5 separate regions of the Homo sapiens genome follow, and regions 1, 2, 3 and 5 are each linked to region 4. The links are chromatin contacts, found by Hi-C or POLR2A ChIA-PET in ENCODE. All regions are on one chromosome and are shown on one strand. Each heading gives the region's core, a stretch centred on a gene start or an enhancer-like site at or near the end of the contact. The rest is flanking DNA. Distances are from core to core; before and after follow the strand shown.

What was found. A loop is a pair of places that touch in the nucleus more often than their neighbours do. ChIA-PET counts read pairs that join two places held with the same protein, here RNA polymerase II (POLR2A). Pooled maps may share reads with other maps.
Region 1: a loop to region 4 is called in a pooled map, with 14 times the contacts of the local background. The contact joins the promoter of POMGNT1 here to the promoter of IPP in region 4. A Hi-C loop is called at or near these places in 1 of 168 maps with a recorded cell type or tissue (gastrocnemius medialis), 1 of 37 single-sample maps with no recorded cell type and 12 of 50 pooled maps. POLR2A ChIA-PET finds 5 or more read pairs at or near these places in 2 of 52 experiments (HEK293 and naive thymus-derived CD4-positive, alpha-beta T cell).
Region 2: a map of naive thymus-derived CD4-positive, alpha-beta T cell shows a loop between it and region 4 (14-fold over the local background). The contact joins the promoter of TESK2 here to the promoter of IPP in region 4. A Hi-C loop is called at or near these places in 2 of 168 maps with a recorded cell type or tissue (both naive thymus-derived CD4-positive, alpha-beta T cell), 1 of 37 single-sample maps with no recorded cell type and 17 of 50 pooled maps. POLR2A ChIA-PET finds 5 or more read pairs at or near these places in 2 of 52 experiments (H1 and activated CD4-positive, alpha-beta T cell).
Region 3: a map of CD4-positive, alpha-beta memory T cell shows a loop between it and region 4 (24-fold over the local background). The contact joins the promoter of RAD54L here to the promoter of IPP in region 4. A Hi-C loop is called at or near these places in 1 of 168 maps with a recorded cell type or tissue (CD4-positive, alpha-beta memory T cell), 5 of 37 single-sample maps with no recorded cell type and 17 of 50 pooled maps. POLR2A ChIA-PET finds 5 or more read pairs at or near these places in 1 of 52 experiments (WTC11).
Region 5: a map of naive thymus-derived CD4-positive, alpha-beta T cell shows a loop between it and region 4 (18-fold over the local background). The contact joins the promoter of TOE1 here to the promoter of IPP in region 4. A Hi-C loop is called at or near these places in 1 of 168 maps with a recorded cell type or tissue (naive thymus-derived CD4-positive, alpha-beta T cell), 1 of 37 single-sample maps with no recorded cell type and 11 of 50 pooled maps. POLR2A ChIA-PET finds 5 or more read pairs at or near these places in 1 of 52 experiments (H1).

The regions. Positions count from the first base shown.
Region 1 is chr1:46,197,131-46,199,830 of GRCh38, reverse strand. POMGNT1 (protein O-linked mannose N-acetylglucosaminyltransferase 1 (beta 1,2-)) reads left to right here and starts at 1,397. Exons shown (of 22, transcript NM_017739.4): 1 at 1,397-1,495; 2 at 1,960-2,129. The coding sequence starts at 2,010. RefSeq lists a silencer at 1,269-1,468.
Region 2 is chr1:45,489,852-45,492,551 of GRCh38, reverse strand. TESK2 (testis associated actin remodelling kinase 2) reads left to right here and starts at 1,389. Exons shown (of 11, transcript NM_007170.3): 1 at 1,389-1,700. RefSeq lists enhancers at 1,101-1,395, 1,682-1,731 and a silencer at 1,232-1,451.
Region 3 is chr1:46,246,342-46,249,041 of GRCh38, reverse strand. RAD54L (RAD54 like) reads right to left here and starts at 1,279. Exons shown (of 18, transcript NM_003579.4): 1 at 634-1,279; 2 at 444-530. The coding sequence starts at 636. RefSeq lists a silencer at 1,459-1,718.
Region 4 is chr1:45,749,367-45,752,066 of GRCh38, reverse strand. It overlaps IPP (intracisternal A particle-promoted polypeptide), which reads left to right and starts at 1,414. Exons shown (of 9, transcript NM_005897.3): 1 at 1,414-1,470. It overlaps LOC105378693 (a long non-coding RNA gene), which reads right to left and starts at 1,118. Exons shown (of 3, transcript XR_947290.2): 1 at 819-1,118. RefSeq lists a silencer at 1,304-1,573.
Region 5 is chr1:45,338,840-45,341,539 of GRCh38, reverse strand. TOE1 (target of EGR1, exonuclease) reads right to left here and starts at 1,370. Exons shown (of 8, transcript NM_025077.4): 1 at 1,236-1,370; 2 at 325-467; 3 at 197-237; 4 at 1-67. The coding sequence starts at 1,287. MUTYH (mutY DNA glycosylase) reads left to right here and starts at 1,570. Exons shown (of 16, transcript NM_001048174.2): 1 at 1,570-1,641. RefSeq lists enhancers at 45-711, 1,010-1,359, 712-1,380, 1,381-2,048.

The sequences.
Region 1 (2,700 bases), core at 148-2,647, 450 kb before region 4:
CTAGGAAAAATCATGTATTTCTTTAACTCCTAAGACAAGTACTGTTAACATTTCATTTTGGGGGATATTACCCCACCATTCAGGAAGCAGATGGAATACAGAAAGCTCAAAAAAATCTAACTGGTCTTCTGGCTTCCTCTGTCTGCTTCCAACCCATTCTCCACAAAAAAAGTAAAGGTTCTCTTAAAACAGAAATTGGATTATATTGCTCCCCTGCCTAAAACTGTTCTATGGCTATCCACTTCAAACAAGCATCAACATCACCTAGAAACTTCTCAGGAATGCAAAATCCCACCCTGCCCCAGACCACTGAATCTAAAACTCTAGGGATGGGGCCCAGCACCTCTGTTTTAAGAAGTCATCCAGGTGATTCTGACGCAAGCTAAAGTTTGAGAACCATTGTGTTAAGCTAACTGCTTTCTATGTATGATGTTATTTAAACCTGGCAATTCTTATGTATTGTTGCCAGCAGAGTGCAGTGGTTAAGAGCAGAATCTGGAGCTAGGCTGAGTTTCAATTCCACCTCTCCTAGCTTTGTGATATTAGGTCTTATTTCTTTATCTGCGACAGGGATAGTAATAGCGCCTATAGCCAGCACGGTGGCTCACTGCCCATAATCCCAGCACTTTGGGAGGCCAAGGCGGGCGGATCACTTGAGGTCAGAAGTTCAAGACCAGCCTGGCCAACATGGTGAAACCCCGTCTCTACTAAAAATATAAAAATTAGCTGGGTGTGGTGGCGCACGACCGTAGTCCCAGCTACTCAGGAGGCTGAGGCAGGAGAATCGCTTGAACCCAGAAGGCGGAGGTTGCAGCGAGCCGAGATGGTGCCACTGCACTCCAGCCTGGGCGACAGAGCGAGACTCCGTCTCAATTAAAAAAAAAACAATAATAATGATAATAGCGCCTACCTCATGGGGTTGTTGTGGAATTAAACATCATCAGTAAGGTGCTTAGAACAGTGACAGAACCTGGATTTTAATCTCCCTTGGCCTCCAATAGCTGTGCATGCCCCAGGACTAGGTAACGGCCTTGCCCAGGACGGGTATGGGGCGGGTGGTGTGTGCCCTGTGTCCAAGGGTTGCAGCCCCTCTGACCCTGGCGTGCCCTGTGATCTGGTCCAAGGTGCTAGGCCTCTGACTGGAGTCGGGCTTGCCATCGGCGGTGCTGGGGAGCGGGCTGCTCTCGTGCAGGCAGCCCCACCAGCCAGCCGGGCTGCGAAGCTGCCTAGCACGGTCTGAGCATTCGCCTTACTCGCTGGCTGCTTACACCCCGACGCCGCTGCCGCCACCGCCGCCGCCGCCGCCGCCGCCCTAAGCACCGCCCGTCGCCCTCTCACCCCGCGGCAGCGGCGGCGGCGGCGGCGGCGGAAGCGGGGGGGCGGGCCAGGCCGGGGCGGGGCCGCAAGCGGCATGGAGGAGGCGGAGGCCGCGGCGAGCCGGGCCGAGCAGTGAGGGCCCTAGCGGGGCCCGAGCGGGGCCCGGGGCCCCTAAGCCGTGAGTGCCTCCGCGTGGGTGTCCGGAACGGGTAGCGCTGCCGGTGCAGGTCTCCTGAGCCCTCGGGCGGCTCCGGGCCCTGGGAGGAGGAGAGAAGCTGGGGCAGATAGGATGGGACGAGGGTTGAAGACTGGGGCAGGAGAGGTCGCTCTTTGCTCACCACAGGCTTGGGAAGGCCTGGAACTTGGTCCTTGTAGGGGCTAACGAACTTTGAGCCGATTATTTGGCCTCCACCCTTGGACAGCCTTGATTCAGAGAGTTACTCCAGTCTCAGGGAATTTCCAGGTGATCCAACCCCACTGAAGGGTTTCCTGCCAGCCCAGAGAAGTTGAGCCACTTTCCCCATGTCACACAGTATGGGTGCTTGCAGGGAAGAGTTGCTGGGAGGTCCTCCCTCATCTCCCCAGAAGGCATCAGACTTTGGGAGGAGCATCTTACCCCATGTGGCCCTCTGGTCCCTTCAGATTCCTGAAGTCATGGGCTGGCCAGGACATTGGTGACCCGCCAATCCGGTATGGACGACTGGAAGCCCAGCCCCCTCATCAAGCCCTTTGGGGCTCGGAAGAAGCGGAGCTGGTACCTTACCTGGAAGTATAAACTGACAAACCAGCGGGCCCTGCGGAGATTCTGTCAGGTATAGAGATGTCCCAAACCCTCCCCACCGAGCGCTCCCTCCCAGCTTCCTCCCCACCTAAATCAGGCACTGGGACCCCTGTTGGCCAGCCCCAGTGGGAAAGGGGCAGCAGGTTCCTAGAGGGGAGACCTCTATGTGTCATGTCCCTATAGGTAATGATTTGAACCCAAAGTTCTGGAATCGGAACCCAAGTACAACTTCTAAGCTTCTGACGGAAGCCTGAAGTCTGATCAGGCTGGCTTTGCAGAGAGGCACACCCCTGTGAGGCAGTTAGGGCCAGGACCCAGGTCTGATCCCCCGCTTGGGTCCCTGGGCCTGGCTCCATCTCTAGAAACCAACAATGGAGGGGACCAAGGAAATCAAGGTCTCAAATAGAAGAATACAGGAGCACTGGGTAGGGAGGGCCCTAATGGAGGGGGAAGTGTCAGGGGAGGTTCCCTGGGGAAAGTGGCTGTGAAACTAGGCCCTGGTCAGGGGAGTAGAGCTAGGCAGACAGAGGAAGGGACAGGACCCAGTTTCTCTGGATGTCTTCACTGCAGCCAGGGCCCTCCTTTCAGAAAGACCCTCTAGG
Region 2 (2,700 bases), core at 140-2,639, 260 kb after region 4:
ACGAGGTTTCACCATGTTTGCCAGGATGGTCTCGATCTTCTGACTTCGTGATCCCCCTGCCTCGGCCTCCCAAAGTGGTGGGATTACAGGCGTGATCCACTGCTCCCGGCCCTGGCCATATTTCTTAAACTTTATGGCCACCAGGAATGCATACCACTTATACTCTTCCAGGAGGATGAAAGTCTTAAGATGTCTGAAAAGGGGTCTCTAACCCCTGGGAGTGCTAATACAGTAAGGCCCATACTGCTTGCTCTTGCCCTCCTCCTGTTCTAGTCTCTTCAGTCATGAGATTATGAGCTCCTGATGTCCAGGCACATGCAAAAAGTGAAGAAATATGTGCCTTGAACAGCTGGGCAGAATTCTTAGCTGGGAGCGGTGGCTCACGCCTGTAATCCCGGCACTTTCGTAGGCCAACGTGGGCCGATCACTTGAGTCCAGGAGTTACAGACCAGCCTGGGCAACATGGTAAACCCCGTCTCTACAAAATATACAAAAAATTAGTCAGGCATGCTGGCGTGTGCCTGTAGTCCCAGCTATCCGGGGAGGCTGAGTTGGGAGGATCATCTTAATCCAGGAGTTTGAGGCTGCAAGTGAGCCATGATCGCTCCATTGCACTCCATCATCCTGGGCGACAGAGTGAGACCCTTCTAAAAAAAAAACAACCAACAAAAACAACAAAAAATCCCAACTTATTCCCCACCAGCTTTCTTTCAAAATCTGTTTTCAAGCTAGCTGAAGTGTTACCTCCTCTAAGCTTTCACTTAACCGAATCTCATAGTCATGATTAATTGCTTCCCTAGCATTTTGTTTAGCTCTACTGATTGCTCTTACTATTTCAAGTCGGTATTATTGATATATTTTTTCCTCCTCACTATACTGAAATCCTGCAGGACGCAGCATTCTTACCGCTTTTCCTTACTCAGCTATACCTTGACCAACCCGAAAGCCGCGCCAGTCTAGTCCATTTTCTATTGGCTTTATCAATTACCAATCATTTCTGTGTTTAACATTTTTATTGGTCCATCTTGTGTTTACTGCCCCGCCCTCTAAGAGGCTCCTGGACTTGGGTTTCCCCCAGGTGTATTCCCTCCTCCTCGGTTCCGCCTTTCCCACACACTGCTTCTTCTGTTTTTACCTCGACTTCCTTCCTATTGGTTCCCTTCGTCCTCCGGAGTTGGCACCTACGGCTGTTGATTGGCTTTTCTGGACGCCCATTGTGCCCACCCTCATACCACGTGGCATTCCTAGCGCTAATTGGGCAATTCCACTACCTCGTTTATCAGGAGTTGACGGTTGACTGGCTACTCTGAGGGAGGGCTTGAGGGAGGGGCGTGGCCAGCCGAGACCCCGCCCCCAACCCCCCTGCTGGGCCGGGTAGGCGTTTCAGTCTTTCGCGGCCCGGGAGCTCAGCAGAGCTACCAGCTGCCCTGTTGGCTTCGCTGGTCGGATCGTCCTCCTGGCCCCGCCAAACAGGCGGGGGGAGCGGCCCCGACTGTGGGGCCATGGCAGTAGTCTCCTCGTTCGCCGCCGCCGCTAGCCTAGCTGAGTCGCCGGCTTCTGCGCTAGGGGCTCCCACCGCCTCCGCAGGCTAAGGAGCCGCTGCCACCAACGAGCTGTGAGGGTTACTATGCTCCCTCTTTGCCGCCGTCTCCTCCTCTTGCCCGCGCAGGCACCCCTCTGGCTGCTCAGTCCTGCCTCAGGTAACGTGAAAAGAGGACGGGGGTCACAAACCCGGGCATCCTGCCTGGCCCGCGCGCGCTGCCGCTCCACCTCCTCTGCCCCGGAGCAGAGGCGCCTGCGTCCCTCCGCACCCGACGGGACCCCTCGGCTTCCCAGAGGTCCCCCTCTCAGCGGCGGCGGACGCTCCCTTCCTGGCCGCTTTCCCCTTTCCTTCTCACTTCCCTCAGGCTCCCCGCCACGTCTGCTCCCCCTTAGAACCTGGGAACCCATTAGAAGTTACCTCGCTCGCATTAGGGATCTTTCGTTTTCTCGGAAAACTCTTGTTTCAGAGACTTCCAGCTCCCCACTGAGCGCCTCCCTGCTCGCATACCCGCTCCTGCCTCAGAGATCTGGGTTCCTTCACTTGACTTCCCTCCGATACACTCTTCCCTCGAAAACGTTCACCTCTACCCAGGAAAACAATTCCCTCCCCTCAGACCCTACTGCCTTCCCCCTCTTCTTTCCTCGCTTGTCATCGTCTCCCTTCCTTTCCCCTCTCTGCTTTTTACTCTTCGCTGTGAAGAGTGGACTAAGCCAGTGTTCAGATTTCGCTACAAGCGAAATCCAGGTTTGCGTAATTTAAAAGTCTTTAAATTGTATACCTCTGAGAAGAACTTGCTGAGGAATTTGGACTTCATGCTGCATGCATGGGGAGCCGTTGAAGGTTTTGTAAGCAGGAGCTTGGTATGATTGCATTATCTTTGGTGAAAATATAGAGGAAGGATTGAAAGTGAAGACCGTGGAGGCGGAAAGGCCAGGTAGGCAGAAAACGAGTGTGCTCATCCAGGCGGGAGGGAATGGCCCGAAATTCCAAGAGGTTTCAAAATAAAGTTGAGAAGAATAGTAGAAAGTTTCTGACTTGGCTGATGGTGTGAATCGGTAGTGTTAATTGAAATAGGGAACATAGTCTCTGGTTATACCACCCTCAACGCTCCTGATCTCATCTGAAATAGGGAGCATAAAAAAGCAATTTTGAGAGAA
Region 3 (2,700 bases), core at 30-2,529, 500 kb before region 4:
CTGTACTTGAGTATGAGCAAGGACTGGAAGGACACAACCTGTCAGATCTAGGCCCAAGTGAGCCCAGGACTCCAAGGTAGGCCCAGAACACTCTACTGTTCTGTGACACTGGGCAGGGGACAAAGAGCAAAAGAGCCAGCTGCTAATTGCTGTTGTGTAGCCCTTTTTTCCAAGCAGAGTCAAAAGGTCCAATCCAACTGGCTCTTTTGCTTATCTTTTCCCACCAGGAAAACTGAGGCTATATTAGCTTCTAGTGACTACCCTGAGGATAAAGATTTTACTAATCTTGTTCAATGCCTGGCACATAGTAAGTACTCACTAAAAGTTTATTGAACATACAAAAGAGGCATCTGGAATTGGCTATGTAACCCTAGAAACCAAATCCTGGCTTCTTTTCTGTCCAAACAGCTCTACCCACCTTCCCTGTCCCCTTGAGTGCTCACCACTAGGCCAGGTTGCCAGTCTTCATCATCACAGGACCTGCCTTCAGGTTTTCTCTTGGCCAGCTGGCTGGGAGCCAAGCTCCTCCTCTGTAAAGGGAGAACAGAAACAGTGCCTGCAAGGATCCTGCAGCCTAGGCCTACTAGACCCTGACCCAGGGCTATTCCCAGTCTCCCCTAGGCCCACACTTACCATCCTGGGCCTAGGAGTTTAAAACGTCAAGTACCCATGAGCCAAAGGTCAAAAGCAGGCAGCGGCTAAGAGTGTAGGACCAGGGTCTAATCTGTAGAGGGGGCTGCTACATTATTGAGAGGACCGGCTAATTAAAGAGGGGGCATGGATGGCGGGAATCCATCCAGGAACTGGTGTTTGGAACCAAACTGTGAGAGTGGCCGTCCCCAATAAGCCGAGACGAGAGATTAGGCCAAAGAGGAAGAGACCAAGCAGAGATTAGTGTGGGATTGGGGAGGAGGCAGGTGGAGTCCCAGACTGGGCGGAGTGGAGTGGGGATGATGGTCCCAGTCCGGGTGAAGGGAGGAGGTAGTTGCGCGGCGGGGCGGGGTGGGATTGGGGGTGGGTAATCACTGGCCAGGAGAGAGAAGCTGGGGTGAAAGTCCGAGGCCCGGGTGGGGAGGGCGAGTCTGGAGAAAGGAAATTTCCCAGGGCTGGAGGTGGAAACCAGGATCAGACTCAGGGAGGTCGAGCAGGAAGCCACGCGGGCGTGTAAAAAACCCAGGTTAGGAGGGGAATACCAGGAGGGGCTGAAAAGAGCGACAGAGATAGACGCAGACCCCAGCACCTCTCTCTCAACCTTCCTGTTCCCAAAGCGCGCGTTAACAGCCGCCAAGACTCACCGACCCGCCAAGACCGGGTCAATCGAACCTCCCGCCGCGCTGCCGTCGTATCACCCATTGGCTGCGTTCGATGAGTTCGGCGCTCGCGACCCAAGGAAGAGGCGGGAATAGTGCTGCGCCCAATGAGGAGTCTGGGCTCTGGAGCTGGAGAAGCTAAATTGACCTACTAGGAGGCGTGACTTAGATGGGAGGGCGGGGCCAACAGAGGTGGGCGGTTGGGCGAGAAGAGAGGGGCGGGGCGGGGGCGGGGGTGGCGGGGGAGGGGCGGGGCCAACAGCGAGGAGCAGTTGGGCGAGAAGAGCGGGGCGGGGCGAGAAGAGCTGGACGGGGCGGGGAGGGGCGGGGCCAACAGTGGGGAGCGGTTGGGCTAGAGGAGCGGGGCAGGGCTAGAAGAGCTGGACTGGACGCGACGGAGCGGGGAGGGGAGGGGCGGAATTACTACCTGCGAGCTGGAATTCGGCCCGTCTCGGGTGTTTGTCCCAGGTCGGTGAGCTGTGGTCCCGCAGCTATGGAAGGGAAGATTTACGCCACATTGAGCAGCAGGGGAGTTACCACCTGTAGTGGACAGCTGGGGATTATGAAAGGCGGCACATTTCTGGGAGTTTGGATTGAATCTACAGTGGTACCAGGTCTAGAGCGGAGGGCCGGGGTTGGAGTCAGGCCTCGCCCACCCAGAAAGTGGGGAGAGGCATTCGGCCCAGACTGCCACGTGGCGGGCTCGGGCAATGGGAGCCCCCGGATGACGCGACTTTCTCGCTCAGGGGTGTCTTGAAAGAAGCTGCCTTCCTCTCCAAGGCCAAACCGCGTTGGAGGAAGCGTTGTGTTTGGAGTCAGAGATTTAATCATCCAATCTCTCAAAACGTCAGTTTCTTCATATCTAAAGTGGCATTATAATAGTACCTCCCCCCCATGGCTATTCTGACAAGTAAATTAATGTGCGTAAAGCACCCAACAGTGGCATGCACAACCTAGGTACTCACTAATAATGATAAGGGTGTATTTATAGCATTTACCACCAGGCATTTCTGAGCTTCTAAGATATAACAGTTCATGTAATGCTCATGACTATGAGGTAGGTTTATTTTTGTCCCCATTTTGTAAGTGAGGAAACAGGCCTAGATAGGCTAGTAACTTGTACAAGGTCACACACCTGAGTATAGCTTAAGCCATCCTCACAGGGTTATCAAGAATTCTGAGGTCAGGCATGGTGGCTCACACCTGTAATTCCAGCACTTTGGGAGGCCGAGGCAGGAGGATTGCTTGAGCCCAGGACTTCCAGATCAGCCTGGGCAACACGGAGAAACCCCATATCTACAAAAAAATTAGCCAGGCATGGTGGTGCACAGCTGTAGTCCTAGCTATTGCAGACGCTGAGCTTGGAAGCATCGCTTGAGCCTGGAAGGTC
Region 4 (2,700 bases), core at 165-2,664:
ATGCAAATCCGTCCAGCCTTACACTGAAAGGGCACACAGAATTCTCTTTTCCTCATTTCCAAGTCTTTGACAATGTTTGCTGACAATAGGTCCCTGTTAGCAGTTTTTGGTAATGAAGTAGAAAAGAAGAAATAAAAATTTAGTGCACTGCGGGTCGTAAGTGTAAACATAGTTTTGTGAAGATTTTGTTTCAGGCCAGGCACAGTGGCTCACACCTCCCAGCACTTTGGGAGGCCGAGGCGGGCGGATCACTCGAGCCCAGGAGTTGGAGACCAGCCTGGTCAACATGGCGAAATCTTGTCTCTACTAAAAATACAAAAAATTAGCCTGGCGGTGGTGGCACAGGCCTGTAGTCCCAGCTACTCAGGAGGCTGAGGTGGGAGGACTACCAGAGCCCAGGAAGTCGAGGCTGCAGTGAGCCGAGATGGCACCACTGCACTCCAGCCTGGGCGACAAAGCCAGGCCCTGTCTCATAAAAAGAGAAAGAAATACACTTTGGGAGGCCGAGTCGGGCGGATCACCTGAGGTGGGGAGTTTGAGACCAGCCTGACCAACATGGAGAAACTCAGTCTGTACTAAAAATACAAAATTAGCCGGGCATGGTGGCGCATGCCTGCAATCCCAGCTACTTGAGAGGCTGAGGCAGGAGAATCGCTTGAACCCAGGAGGCGGAGGTTGCGGTGAGCCGAGATCCGGCCATTGCATTCATTCTAGCCTGGGCAACAAGAGCGAAATTCCGTCTCAAAAAATAAAAAATAAAAATAAAAATAAAGAAATGAGATTTTATGTTAGATATATACTTCTATATATATACTCACAAGTATGTGGTATTGAGTTTGATGTAAAATATTTTTGTTCACCGTAGGCTGGGATCAAAACAGTTTGAAAGCCACTAATGTGACACATGAGGGTCAACAGTGAAAAAAACTGGACTTTTGAGTTCTTCCTTCCCCAAAATAAGTATCCCTTCAGTGCCAGGCTCAGTCATGCACTCAGAAAACGATTCGAGAGAACAGTAGAGAAGGACCGTGCCAGGTGTTCGGCTCGTCTCTGCTTAACTGAGATCCGCGGCCTTCTTGGGACACCACAAGAATCAGAGTGCAAGCGGAATGGAAAGGGCGAGCCAGCCGGCCCCAGCAGGCAGAAGCAGAGGCTTGCAGCTAAGCTGTTGATCCTTGGGGAAGCAAGCCCAAGCCCTGGGCCCCATCAGTGGGCACTGAGAGGCGCCAGCGGCCCAGTCTCCCGCGAGCGGAAGAACCTCGCGCACGCGCAGTGAAAACCCAGGGCCCGCGAAGCGTCCGAAGTCCCTTCCCACCGCCCGGCTTCGCCTCCAGTTCTCGGGGAACTGTACGGCCCAGTCACTCCCGCCTCGTCACCCCCGCCAGGTTTCCCCCGCCCTCTCCGGCCGGGGCTGGTCGCGACTGCGCGCGCAGGGCCTGAGCGGGCGCCGGAGGGAAGGGGAAGCGGCGGGTAAGGAGGGCCTGCGTTCGGGCGCGTCTGTGACGGGGTTGGGAACTTCCTCTTCTACTCCCTCCGGCTTTCCGGACCCCTGAGGACTGGAGTGAGAGAAGCCTCTAGAACTGTGTATTTCCTTGTCTTTCCTTCTGCCGCCGCAGGCCTTCCTCCGACAGTCTAAGTGTCGCCCTCCCCAGACCTTCTCGTCCGGACCGCTCCTGCCTCCCCCGCCCCAACTGGGGAATCCTGAGGCTGTGTCCCCAGTCCCTCTGTTGTCGCCTCGTTTGTCTGAGATCCCTTCCCTGACCTTTAGGTAGCGCAGGAACGATTATTAGCTTTTAGTGTAGCAGCAGTTTAGGGCTAGCTCTCTAGGCCGGGCCCCCAACTCAAGCACAAAGAACCACGGGTGTTTTGACACTTGTTCCGGGGATTCTTTCTGACACCCCTTTGCTGAAGCAGTTTCCACATGTTCCCAGCAGTGAATTCAAAGCCAGCAAACATAGGTCCGCTTTAGTTCCTCTGGGCATTTCTACCGTTTCCTAATAATCTGCTTTTTTTTTTGAGACAGTCTCGCCCCTTCTCCTAGGCTGGAATGCAGTGGTGCGATCACAACTCACTGCAGCCTCGACTTCTCAGGCTCTAGCGATCCTCTCACCTCAGCCTCCCAAGTAGCCGGAAGTACAGGCTTGCCCCATCACAGCCAGCTAATGTTAAAACAATTTTTTTTGCGGCGGGGGGCTCGCTGTATTGCCCAGGCTGGTCTTGAACTCTAGGACTCAAGCGATCCTCCCTGGCCGGGCGCGGTGGCTCACGCCTGTAATCCCAGCACTTTGGGAGGCCGAGGCGGGCGGATCACGAGGTCAGGAGATCGAGACCATCCTGGCTAACACGGTGAAACCCCGTCTCTACTAAAAATGCAAAAAATTAGCCGGGCGTGGTGGCGGGCGCCTGTAGTCCCAGCTGCTCGGGAGGCTGAGGCAGGAGAATGGCGTGAACCCGGGAGGCGGAGCTTGCAGTGAGCCGAGATCGTGCCACTGCACTCCAGCCTGGGCGACAGAGCGAGACTCCGTCTCAAAAAAAAAAAAACAAAAAACAAAAACAAAACAAAAAAAAAAAACAAAAAATCAAGCGATCCTCCCGACAGGACATCCCAAAGTGCTGGGGTTATAGGTGTGAGCCACCTTGCCCAGTCAACAATCTGCTTTTCAAGTTTGGGGCACGTGAGGCATGCAACGTCACAGAATT
Region 5 (2,700 bases), core at 121-2,620, 410 kb after region 4:
GCCCAGGGAAAGGATAGAACGGGTCCTGGCAGCATGACACACGGCCTTGTAACGTTCCTCAATGCACCTTGGGGTTGGGTATGGGGGTTGCTGTGGCTAGGAGTTAGCCTTATGAAGGACCCAAACCACCCAGGTCTGTGACCCCCCCACTCCACAGTTGAGGGCTGGCACTAAAGAGAAAAGGGCTTATACTTACTGGTTCAGCAAACTCTTCCTGTCCCCAAGCCCACTCAGCTCCTGTGGGTAGGTAAAGGGAGAGTTGTGACAGGCCTCTAGCACCAGCCCCTTCACAACCACCTGCCCTCCTTGTTTCCCAACTCTCACCGTGTCCACAGCCACGAAATTAGCTGTCTTTATGGCTAGCAGGAGGGATGGCCACATCTCCTTGAAGTTGTTGCTTTGCACATCCACTACGGGAACCTGGACTACTAGCTCCTCCCCAGATGTTGTGCTTTTGCTGACACCACCTGGGGGTTAGGAGGGTGATGGATGTTCATGCTTAAGGAAAGAGCCCAGGGGAACAGACACCAAGCTAGGCCACGGTGATGGTGGTAAGGGGGGTAGTTTCCATTGGTAGCTTTTCCCACAAGCCTTTGTAACCCACGTGTTCTACACACAGGCCTTGGAGTGGAGAATGCCCTGAATTTGGGGAGAGGAAGCCTGAGTCTTCTACTGGCTTGTATGAGCCTGGGTAAATTACTTCCCACCTCGCTTTCACAATCTGTAGAGGAGAAAGTTGGACTAGACGACCTTTGATTCTTTTTTCCCATGTCCTGCAGGAAACATTTTGTAGGGCTTGAGGATCTCAGCTCCCTTAATATCCCACAGGGATCCATACTACTGTTCTCATGGTGCCCCAGCGCCACAAGCAACAGCTCCCAGTAAGCCCCAGAGCCTGGCAGTGCCCCACACCAGAGCTCCCAATACGTCCTACCTTCCTTTGGATCACAACGCTCAATCCACTCCACTGAACTGAATCACAACTATTACTACTAACCGTTATGAGCTCCAGACTACATCTCCCGCCATGCCTCCATCAGCCCCATGCTCCCAACGCTCCAGGCTTTTGCAGCCGGAGCCGCGGTGTACAACGGAACTTGTAGTCTCCTCGTGGCTAGTTCAGGCGGAAGGAGCAGTCCTCTGAAGCTTGAGGAGCCTCTAGAACTATGAGCCCGAGGCCTTCCCCTCTCCCAGAGCGCAGAGGCTTTGAAGGCTACCTCTGGGAAGCCGCTCACCGTCGGAAGCTGCGGGAGCTGAAACTGCGCCATCGTCACTGTCGGCGGCCATGACACCGCTCGTCTCCCGCCTGAGTCGTCTGTGGGTACGCTGGACTTGCGGTCCGTCTCCTGGCGCGGTTCAGGCAGTCGGGGATGGGGCGGGGTCTCGCCGTCGGGTCGCCGATGGGTCGAACTTCCGTTCAGACGTCCCGGGTCCGGCGCGGGGAAGGCAGCCTGGCGCGCGCTAATTGCCTATTGGCCTGTGCTGCCGGCTCGCAGCCCGGGTGGACCCGAGCCACGCCCCCTGGAGTGCGCCGGAAAGCCGGGCGCGCTAGAGCTCGCGGGAGGTAATCTTTCTCTCCTGCTCTCGCGGCGGGAACGCGGGGCCTCCGTGTTCTGCTGTCTTCATCAGCGTGGGCCGCGGGTAGCGGGTAGTGGGGTGGCTGGGTTTGGGCTTTCCAGAGAAGGTGACGCTGCCTGAGCTGAGCTTAAAGCACGCCCAGGAGTTAGACTAGGAGAGGGTCGTGTGGGGGAAAGAAGGGCGTTCTGGGCATCGGTAAATTCCCAGAGAGGATGGAGAGCTCAGTGATCTCCAGAAAGTGAAAGAGGCGGGGAGTGGGCCATCGGAGGAGGCTGCCCAGGGTGTAAGAGCGACCGATTGGTAGGGAAGCTTTTGTAATAATCCAATCAAGTGATAATGTGAACTTGAATTAAGGCTGGCAGTATGGATGGCGAGGAAGGGACAAATTGTGAAGCAGCTAGGCGGTATAGTCGACCTAGAGGGTGATTGAATTTGAAAGAGGTTCCTAGGCCGGGCGCGGTGGCTCACGCCTGTAATCCCAGCACTTTGGGAGGCCGAGGCGGGCGGATTACCTGAGGTCCGGAGTTCAAAACCAGCCTGGCCAACATGGTGAAACCCCGTCTCTACTAAAAGTACAAAAAAAATTAGCTGGGTATGGTGCGGGCGCCTGTAATCCCACTACTTGGGAGGCTGAGGCAGGAGAATCGCTTGAACCTGGGAGGCAGAGGTTGCGGTGAGCCGAGATCACGCCATTTTGCACTTCAGCCTAGGCAACAAGAGCGAAACTCCGTCTCAAAAAAAAAAAAAAAAAAAAAATTCCTATTGGAGACTAGTCCCTCCGTAAACACTACGATTCCCATCCACCTCTGCCTTCCAGTGCTCCTTTGTTACTCATTGTTTATAGTTAATCTTCAGCTTCTCTCAACTGAGCCCATTTCATCATTATTCAGAACTGCTTGGGCCGGGCGCAGTGGCTTATGGCCTGTAATCATCTTAGGAGGCCAAGGTGGGAGGATCGCTTGACCCTAGGAGTTCAAGACTAGCCTGGGCAACATAGTGAAACCTTGTCTCTACAAAAAGAAAATTAAAAATTAGTTGGGCATGGTGGTGCGCACCTGTAGTCCCAGCTACAGGAGGCTGAGGTGAGAGGATGGCTTGAGCCCAGGAGGTCGAGGCTGCAGT